Linked DNA regions of Mus musculus: all the other regions are linked to region 2. The links are chromatin loops, found by intact Hi-C in ENCODE. Cell type or tissue: left cerebral cortex. All regions are shown on one strand. Region 1 overlaps Gm33439 (a long non-coding RNA gene). Region 2 has its middle 75 kb from the start of Gm33337. Region 3 has its middle 6.1 kb from the start of Gm33337. Region 4 has its middle 16 kb from the start of Gm33337.

Region 1 (2,500 bases), 130 kb before region 2:
CTGTATACAGATGGGTAATCTATCTATATCTATTTATAATTTATTTATATACCTAATCTATCTGTGTATCTAACTTTTTATCTATCTAATCATCATCTATCAATCTATATCTATTTTCTATCTATCCATCTATCTATCATCTATCTATCAATCTATATCTATTTTCTTTCTATCTATCTATCTATCTATCTATCTATCTATCTATCTATCTATCTATCTATCTATCATCTATCATCTATCTATCTATCATCTATCTATCTATCTATCTATCTATCTATCTATCTATCTATATCTATTATCTATCTATGTATCTATGTATCTATCTATCATCTATCTATTTATCTATCTATCTAATATATCATCTATCTATTGATTGATCTATGTATCTATGCCTACCTATAAATCTATCATCTATATATCTATTATCTATCATCTATCTACTCATCTATCTATATCTATCATTTATCTAGCTATTTAATCTATCATCTAGCTATCATATCTATCTACATATCTATACCTATCTATAAATCTATCTAATGTATCTAGGTATCTGTTTATCATCTGTACCTATCTATCATGCATTATCTATCTATGAATCTATGTATCTATGTATCTACCTATCTATTGGTTGATCTATCTATGCTTATCTATAAATTTATCTATTATCTATATCTATATCTATCATTTATCTAGCTATCTAGTATATCATCTATCCATCATATCTATCTAATGTATCTATGTCTACCTATAAATCTATCAAATGTATCTATCTATCTAATGTATCTAGATATCTATTTATAATCTGTATCTATCTATCCCTGCATTATCTATCTATGAATCTATGTATCTATCTACCATCTATCTATCATGCATGTGTATGCCCATGATGTGTGCATAGTCGACTTGAAAGCACCGTTTTCTCTTCTGGTGTGTGGGTCCTAGGTATAGAACTCAGATTATCAAGCTTGGAAACAAGCACTTTTACCCACTGAACCATTTTGTGAGTCCATTAAGCAGCTTTTAAAAAAGATTTATTCTATTTTTATTTCTCTCTCTCTCTCTCTCTCTCTCTCTCTCTCTCTCTCTCTCTCTCTCTCTCTCTCTCTCTCTCTCTCTCTGTGTGTGTGTGTGTGTGTGTGTGTGTGTGTGTGTGTGTGTGTGTGTGTATGTGTGTCTGGGTGTAAGTATGTATATGTGAGTCTGTGTATCCATGGAGACCAGCAGGGGGCATCTGATCCCCTAGAGCTAGAGTTATAGGCACTTGGGAAGTACTTGACATGGGTCCCAGAAACCAAACTCTAGTCCTCTGATGGAGCAGCAAGTGCTCTTAAACACCAAGCTGTCTCTCCAGTCCCTACATTCCTAAACTATTTGCAAGAACCTCTATGTCATATTTACTTCAGAAATGCATCATGAGTGTTGTGTGACTGTTTCAAGGAGACTTACTGTAACAATTGGAAATTTCTAATGCATCCACATACCATTCAGCCCTCTTCTCAAACAGGAAGTTAATGTTTTGACAGATTCACTTTTTGTGAATTGCTGATGGTACCAGGATTTTGAAGACCAGGCAGCTCTGTGGCAGAGCAGTCTGGAATCTTTCCCACCCGTGGAATCTTCAGAAGTGTCTTCTTTCGCCACGTCTAGCCCAGTATCCTTTATTTTGCTCTTCTTCATGTTGTTCTCCTTCTTCCGTGACGCCGGGACATCCATCTGTCTCTTCAGCTCTCAAGTCACTGTCTGCTGAGTGCCGATGTCATCACAGATGGCTTTCTTCTGCCTTCTTCATCCATCTCCTTCCTTCACACTTCCCCATTGTGGCTGAGAGGGGACATATTCTTCTCAATGTCACACCCTCAGTGACATAGTCCTCAACCCTTATTCTCCTGATTCTACACAGAAGAGTGTCACCCCCACAGCCTGTCTCCTCAGTGTACTTTTCTGTCACACTTACTTCGTGTTTCTAGCCTTCAGCCCTAATCTAAAATTTCCCAGCACATATTCCATGGAGCATAGGACTGGCCTAGCAATTATCTATAGAAAAAGGAATCTGCGGTCAAACTGGTTTCTGAAAAGCTAAATTTAAAGCAATTCTTTAGAGTGAGACTTTCCGAAGCTGCCAGTCTGCCATGAATAGCAGAATCTTCAAGAGCTGGGAAAGATGCTCTGAAAATATTCCGCCAAAGAATTTTTCACTCATTTCCCCCGAACATAGAAATAATTCTTCTTCCTCTTCCTCTTTCTTCCTCTTATTCCTCTTCCTCCTCTTCTTCCTCCTCCTCCTCTTCTTCTTCTTCTTCTCTTCTTCTTCTTCTTCTTCTTCTTCTTCTCCCTGCCCCTTCCTCTCCCCCTCTCCCCCTCCCTCTCACTCTCTCTCTGTGCATGTGTGCATGTGTGTGTATGTGTGTGTGTGTGTGTGTGTGTGTGTGTGTGTGTGTGCATGTGTGTGTGGGGTACACTTTGAAAAATGCAGCTCATGTCCATTAGAAAAATAATTATC
Region 2 (2,500 bases):
GAACATCTCTGAGACCTTTGCATTTCTGTGGTCTGTGCCCAGGCAGGGTTCCCTGCTTCTGATCCCCTGAAGACTGAAGGAAGAGCTACCTGGATCCTATCCCTGCTACTTTAACAAGCCTACTTGGCCACCAGAAGGGAGTGGACACATTGCATGCTATCACCATTTAATCTTAGCATGAAAATTCAATTACCTAGTCTCAAGATTCAATTTGGGAGGGGGACAAAACACCCCAAAGACACAAGGTGACCTGTCTGGGTGGTATGACCTAGCCCACAAGCCAGATAATGATGCCCTTCTGTCAGCTGGGCCCCAGGAGCTGCAGCCCGGAGGGAGAGGAGCCCAGCCCTGACAGATGGCAGCAGAGGCTGGGCTGATTATGAAGCTCATCCAGCCCGAGCCTTTATTTCATCCCCAGCACCAAGGTCCCTTCTGAACACAGGCTGTTTACTTAAAAGACACACACGCCTGCTTCTGTTCATCTGATTCACAGTATCAAAATGAACGTGGACAGCCGTCAGATGGTTTTTTCTCTTTTTCTACTAACGATTCAATTCTGCCTCTTGTTAAGGAAATTCATAATCCATTTTGCCCCATAATTATTTTGTGTAAGTGGGAAATCAAATCGGAAGTGGCGGGAGAGAGAGAATGCCAGGAAAAGAAATTCAAATCGGAGTGGCTTCTTGGCTAACGCTATTTCTCTGCGAGAGTAATTCAGACTTTTGTATAGACCCACTTGGAAAAAAAAAAAAAGAGGCAGCAACCAAATTGGGCAAGCGGGTGGTTTCCAGAAAAGAAAACAGATGCAACTCAGAAGCTTGGTTCTTGGTTTTGCTTTTCTGTGGGAGAAACCTCAGCTCCCCCTCTAGCAGAAATAAATAAGTGGCTTCAGGATTTGTCCCCAAAGTGAACTTCACACCCGTGCTATATGTAAACACTTCAGACCAGAGGGGGTGAATGCCCAGTGGCACGTGAACAAAGAAGTCCCCAGGAAGAAAAGCAACATCGGAAAATGATCCCAACCTCTGCCACTCAAAACACCAGGGAGGAAAAATGTCACCCCAGGCAGCAGCTGTGAATGACAGCATGCCCCAGATCTCACTCAGGGTCCCTTCTGGCCAGGTCTTATGCTGTTTGGAAAAGTGACAGGGGTTATATTTTTGTCACCCAGCTGTTGCTTTTTGTCTTAGTAGGCAAGAAGCTGTGATGGCTTCTTGGCGACCCAAGGTTGACTTATTTAGAACTGTGTGCAGTGGCTGATGGAGGAAGGGCTCCAAGCAGGTGCTCTCAGCAGACGCGCATTCTGGAAAAAGCAAGGGCGTGGGCCAAGGTACCAAGTGAAATGCCATCTCATTAGTCAAGGCAAGGCCCTGCCTGCTGGCTGCCTGTCTTGAGAGACTTGTATGGTGGCTTCCCCCACCCCTTTTTTGGCATAGCCTAGGATAACAGCTTTCCCACATTTGAAGGTTGCAGAGGGGGAGGGGAGGGTGACTAGAAGGAAAGCAATTTTTTTCTTTGTTATTCTCCAGTTGGTGGATTATACCTGGCCATAAAAGCAACGTGGTTTAGAGTAGAGGGTCCTGTTATGTCTGTAATCCTAGCACTCAAAAGGCTGAGGCAGGAGGATCCCTGGGAGTTTGAAATCAGCGTGAGCTACATAGTAAGTTGCAGGCCATACTGGGCTATCACTCAAAAGCAAACACACACACACACACACACACACACACACACACACACACGCACGAAGAGGGAAACAGAGGTGGAGATAAAGATGAAGGTGAAGCCGGAGGGGGAAGAAAGGGGGAAGGGGAGAGGGAAAGAAGAGGAGGAAGAAAAGGGGGAAAGGGAGAAAGGGAGAAACTAAGAAGGGAGAGAAAGGGGAGGGGGGAAAAGGAGAGGGACAGGGATCGGGACAGGGAGAAAGAGAGAGATCTAGAGCCCAGGACAGGGAACCCAGAAACTCAATTTTAGCCTTAACTTTGTCACTAATGAAATTACTTTAGATAGGTTACGTATTTATGCCTTTGAATGCCCATTTCTGACAGCATAAAGCAAGATAGTTGTAATAGAGAATACCTACTATGTTCATGTGTTCTGAGATGAAGAAACCTTTTCTAATTCCAGGCCTATTCATGTGGACCCTCGTGTGTGTGTGTGTGTGTGTGTGTGTGTGTGTGTGTATCCATGTGCACATAAGCAGAAGTCAAAGCTAGCTGTCAACTGACTTCCTCTATAGCTCTCTACCTTACTCTTGGACACAAAGTCTCTTACTGTCCCCGGAAGGCACCATTCTGGCCATGCTGGCTCTCAGCAGCCCCAGGGATTCACCCACTTCCACCCCCACCCTCAGTGCTGGGGTTACAGCTATGCACAGTCATGCTTCGGTTTTAGTGAAGGCTGGGGATCCGAAGTCAGGCTCAGTGCTGAGACTTGGATTTATTAATCTCAGGGCCTCCAAAAGATTGTGCATTTTAAATTATCTTGTCCTCAAGCAAACTGG
Region 3 (2,500 bases), 69 kb before region 2:
GAACACTCTGGACAATTTTCTCAATGTAACAGCTTAGACTCATGTAGTTGTAAGTAATGGAAATTTACTCAGGCCCGGTTAGAGAAAACAAAGAGGATAAAGGAAATTAGACTCTCATATGGTTGGTTCCAAAGGCCTAGCTCCAAACCAGCCTATAATGGCGAAGAAGTTCTACAGTCAACATTAGACACTAGGACAGTCAAAGTCAATGGACACTTTTAATCAATGGGCCTTTAATGATGTCCAAGCTCCGAAACTCTGGCCCTTGTATCTGCATTCCATATGTTGGGGTTCTGGAGCCATGTATCTGATGTTTCCACTTTGATCGGCTATCTACTTTTTGATAGTTATTCTAGAAGACAAATCCAGTTCTTAGAACCCTGGGTTCTCTAAGAAACAGGTGCTAAGGCAAGGTTTGACATGTAAGAGGTTTGTTGACTGGGAGAACTACACATGGAGATGTTAAGGACATAGGATGCTTGGGTAAAACCCTGGGAGGGAGCCGAGCAAAGGATGAATGGGCAGAACCTAACACTCCAGCAAAAGCCACATTTTACTGGCAACCGTACAAAAGTGAAGCTGCCACCATGCCTCTGCTGTTGGAAGTCTTTGGCTGCAAGCCAATGGTAGGAAGGGTAGCCTGGTCAATGAATGTTGTGATGGACTCGTGCAGAAACAGCTGGCACCATCATGAATCTCATCCTCACGGCAGCACTGCTGGCCCGAGGTGGCCATGTCTGCCTTAGTCCTTTTCCTCAGTAAGAGGAAAGAGTAGAGAGATCATCTAAAGATATCGCCTCAGCGTTAGCCTTATGGGCTCAACTTGTGAGAACTGTCTATGCGTCTGGGGCTCTATGGGTACCATGACGTAAGCCTGATCATGCCCACGGTTCCCTGCTTCTTAGAATAACCGTTTCACTTCTGTTAGCCTGTTTTGCCACATCTATTTTAAGATCTGGTCAAGCAAAGAGTTGACTCAAGTGTCATCTGTCGTCATCTGTCGTATCACAGGGAAGTCATCCCTTGGATGATGATAATACCCAAAGCAACTGGTCTTTACCCTGGTTTTGTTCCTGTGACTAACTTGTGTGTCAAGCTGGAGCTGTCACAGAGAAAGGAGCCTCCCTTGAGGAAGTGCCTCCATGAGATCCAGCTGTAAGGCACTTTCTCAATTAGTGATCTAGCTGGGAGAGCCCAGTCCATTGTGGGTGGGACCATCTCTGGGCTGGTAGTCTTGGGTTCTATAAGAGAGCAGGCCGAGCAAGCCAGGGGAAACAAGCCAGTAAGGAACATCCCTCCATGGCCTCTGCATCAGCTCCTGCTTCATGACCTGCTTGAGTTCTAGTCCTGACTTCTTTGGTAATGAACAGAAATGTGGAAGTGTAAGCTGAATAAACCCTTTCCTCCCCAATTTACTTCTTGGTCATGATGTTTTGTGCAGGAATAGAAACCCTGACTAAGATATCTGCCTTCTTGTTTCCTAGGAACCCCGTCTGTGGGTTTTCACTTTGGCTGTGCTTGTAACAAGCAATGCATGGCTTTCAGTGCAGAATGGCTAACTGACTACAAGAAAACAAAACAAAACAAACAAACAAAAAACAAAACAAAAGATGGAGGTATGGAGATAAGGAAAGGGGTTGATTGGTCATGTGGTACCCAGGATACCGAGAGAAATCACACTTCCCTCACACATGTACTTCTTTCTGCTTCCTACCCAACAAAGCCTCAGGATTTCTTTCCATCACAATCTTCATTTTCTACCTAGTTCCTCACCAAACAAGCGAAGGGAGCCTCACTTCTCTGTCTGCACATACACAAGTCCTGAGAAAAGGGTAGGGGCCTCCTATCCTGACTGACTGACTGACTGACTGACTGGGTAGCCCTGGGATATTTTTATTTTTATTTTTTTTTGTTTGTTTGTTTTGTCTTATTTTGTTGTTTCAAGACAGGGTTTCTTTGTGTATCCCTTACTGTCCTGGAACTCCCTCTGTAAACCAGGTTGGTCTTGAACTCACAGAGCTCCTCCTGCCTCTGACTCCTGAGTGCTAGGATTAAAGTCATGCACCACCACTGCCCAGCATCTAACTCTATATCTAACCTCTGATATTACACACACACACACACACACACACACACACACACAAACACACACACATACACGGACACACACAGACACAAACACACACACGCGCGCGCGCATGCACACACAACACACTGCACATCAGAACTTCTCCAACTGCACCTCTGCTTTATGCTGAAATGCCTTTCTCTGTCTACAGCTTTCGGCTCCTTTTAATGAACACATCACTCCGAGAATATATAATGAGAGTTACCCAATTAAATGACGTTCTCTTATGGCTCTGAGGGTTTCTTTTTTCCAAGTTTTGTAGAATTTTATGTGAGACAGTATGGGTGTAAATAAATTATTTGGCCATATTAATCATGAACATTTTTATGTTAATTTCACATAAAAATAACACTCATCTCTCGAGGGCTTGAT
Region 4 (2,500 bases), 59 kb before region 2:
GTGGCTTCAAGCTCTAGCATAAGACAAAACGACGAGATGCAGATTCAGTATAGACGCTGATCTGGATTCAGTATAGACATTGATCCAGATTTCACAAGCACTTCAAACCAAAGTCATTCAAAAAGAGAAACCCTTCTCAACACTGATACCAATGCATTCATACATGTGCACAGGCAGGCTCTCACATGTGCACACATGAACACTTGAATGTACACAAAATACAGACCCACATGCACATGAACACTTAGGGACACACCATATATTCTCACATATACATGGCCAGCGCCCTTCTTTCCCGATTGAATGCTAACTGCTTTAAGCAGTAATTGGCAATAATTCAATTTGCAATATGTGAACTGAGTCTTAACCCCCCTACCCCCTTTAATGGCTTGATAGTAGGAATGACTATGAACACAGTTCCTTGATGGTTTTGAAAGCATCGTGGTGTTACAAAGGAACTTGAAAAGAATCATCCCCTTTGAATAATAACAACAGTCAAATTAACAGCAGATTCTTGAATATTTACTCTCTCCTGCTTTAGAGGCAACATCAAATGCTTCATGAGGACCACATGAGGCAAATGATACAATTATTCTCATTTTACAGTAGGAGCTTATAAGGCCACCCAAGCAACTGCCTGAAATGACACCATGACACATGCCATGGCCAGGACACTTGCATGGCACTACTGGTCCAGAGCCTGTGTCCCTGACTGTACTCTGCACTCTGCCAGGGACTCCGTGAACTTGCACAATAGGTAAAGCAAATGATCAATACTGAGCAGAGAGAGGCAGGTCAATGTGGGTGAAGTCCTTTGACAGTCGGCTTGACTGGGGCACTCTTAGCGGTTGGGTCTGATTTATCTCCCAGAGATCCGCATGCAGAGGTCTTGACCCCTATGTTCAGCACTGGGGTTTGAGGGAAGTGACTGGGTCCTAAGGGTCAACTTTATCAGTGAGTGATCTATCTATTGATGGATCCATAATTTTGTGGGCTGTTAGAGGCTGATACAAACTTTGGAAATGAGATCCAGTAGAATGCAGTGGGCCCTGGGGGTTGTGCTTTGGGGCTCTGTCTACGTCTTGTGCTCTCTTTGCTTCTGGGTTAACAGGAGGAGAGAGCAGCTCAACAGCTCAACAGCATACATTGCTACCAAGCTGTTCTGTCTTGCCACCATCCTGAATCCATGGAGCCAGAAGATGCTAAGCTGATCCCTCTGAAACCATGAGCCACACTCCCTTCCTACCTCCATTTCTCTTGGGTGTTTTCCATGGCGATGAAGGGCCAGCTAATACAGTTGTGCCAGTGAGCTTCTAGTTGACTTTCTTGAAATGATCAGGTTCTTTCTGCAACAACATTGGCGTTTGTTCTTTTGTTCGTTGCTTTCCTTTCCATAGCCCTTTCTTCTCCCATTGTTATTCTCTACCTACAGCTTTCTTCTTTGCTGAGTTTTTTTTTTTTTTTCTTGCCAGCATCCCAGGCTGGAAGTGTTTGAGGAGCAGATTGCTATTTCCCTAAAAATAATCCGAGTCAAGTTGCTGGCAGAAGTGTTAGCCTTGGAGGAGCACCAAGTGTTCAAAGCTGGGAAAGTGCTGGGTGGCTCTGTCCTGGGTTTTCAAGGGAGATGAATCTCTGAGACTGGACAGGCTGGTGGAGGAACACAGACTGATGGGAACACCTGATTCCTGGGACTCTGCTGACATCAAAGCGGGGATCGTTGCTGGAAAAATCTTCAGGCAGACAAGTCTCATGAACCTTAAAGGGAACACCCCTCCCTTTGACAACTGACGCTGTTCTGACTTTAAGCGTTCAAGTTGCTCACAGAGCTGTCTCTGCTATTGTTCCTCTGCCTGCTCTACTTGGGGAAGTCCACCGACAGTTTGACAGCCTAGAGTTTCAGAATGTGGGATCTGGGACAGGCCATCTGGGTTTGAGTTTGGCTTTTAGGCCCCTCACTGGGAGACATTCAACCTTCTGTGCCTAGATGTTCTTACAGATTTAAAAAGAAAATTCAGTGATTTTATGCTTGCTTCGAACTTTTACTAGGAAGATTAAATAATTCAGTACTTTGACAGCTCTGGATGGCAAAAATAAAGTATTTGCAGGTATTTATTAAATAACTTTGTAAATATACTTAGTGTTAAATTTCCTTTGGACTCCACACTCAAGTAACTGTCAACTTACTTTCACTTCAATATTATACGAACACTTCCAAAATGCAGTTCAACCTTTCTTCTAAAAACTCTCCTGATTTTGATTTTCCCCGACCAAGGGCCTCCACCCCATCTCAAGTAGACACAGGGGAGTCATATTCACAGTATCCATTATATCCATAAATCTACCTTCTAAACATCTTGTAAGTTCCTCTATTTCTATCATCTTCATTAATACTGATTGGCAACATCACCACCAAACAGTGCTCTGGGATTTCTACCTATGTAGAAATGCACCTTTCAAAATCATTTGATCTCTTTCTACCTCTGTCTCTCCATCTCTGTCT

Evidence for each region. A loop is a pair of places that touch in the nucleus more often than their neighbours do. Peaks named below come from ENCODE experiments on the same cell type or tissue, not always from the same donor. Only the 100,000 strongest peaks of a DNase experiment are listed, where the experiment ranks them.
Region 1: it touches region 2 in a loop (2.8-fold over the local background); 2 of 42 quality-filtered maps call a loop at or near these places.
Region 3: a loop joins it to region 2, with 2.0 times the contacts of the local background. A loop is called at or near these places in 5 of 42 quality-filtered maps.
Region 4: a loop joins it to region 2, with 2.0 times the contacts of the local background. A loop is called at or near these places in 5 of 42 quality-filtered maps.

Annotation. Positions count from the first base shown.
Region 1 is chr10:118,767,309-118,769,808 of GRCm38, reverse strand. All of the region lies in intron 1 of Gm33439 (a long non-coding RNA gene), which reads right to left. Among named protein-coding and RNA genes, the nearest start is that of Gm33439, 22 kb to the right of the region's middle. In left cerebral cortex, a CTCF peak has its summit at 1,250 (motif pointing right); DNase peaks (open chromatin) are centred at 1,302 and 1,931.
Region 2 is chr10:118,639,096-118,641,595 of GRCm38, reverse strand. No RefSeq gene overlaps it. Among named protein-coding and RNA genes, the nearest start is that of Gm33337, 75 kb to the left of the region's middle. In left cerebral cortex, no CTCF peak of the experiment used is centred here; DNase peaks (open chromatin) are centred at 424, 712 and 1,285; H3K4me3 peaks cover 633 bases; H3K27ac peaks cover 860 bases.
Region 3 is chr10:118,708,364-118,710,863 of GRCm38, reverse strand. No RefSeq gene overlaps it. Among named protein-coding and RNA genes, the nearest start is that of Gm33337, 6.1 kb to the left of the region's middle. In left cerebral cortex, no CTCF peak of the experiment used is centred here; DNase peaks (open chromatin) are centred at 600 and 1,475.
Region 4 is chr10:118,698,575-118,701,074 of GRCm38, reverse strand. No RefSeq gene overlaps it. Among named protein-coding and RNA genes, the nearest start is that of Gm33337, 16 kb to the left of the region's middle. In left cerebral cortex, no CTCF peak of the experiment used is centred here; a DNase peak (open chromatin) is centred at 1,561; H3K27ac peaks cover 253 bases.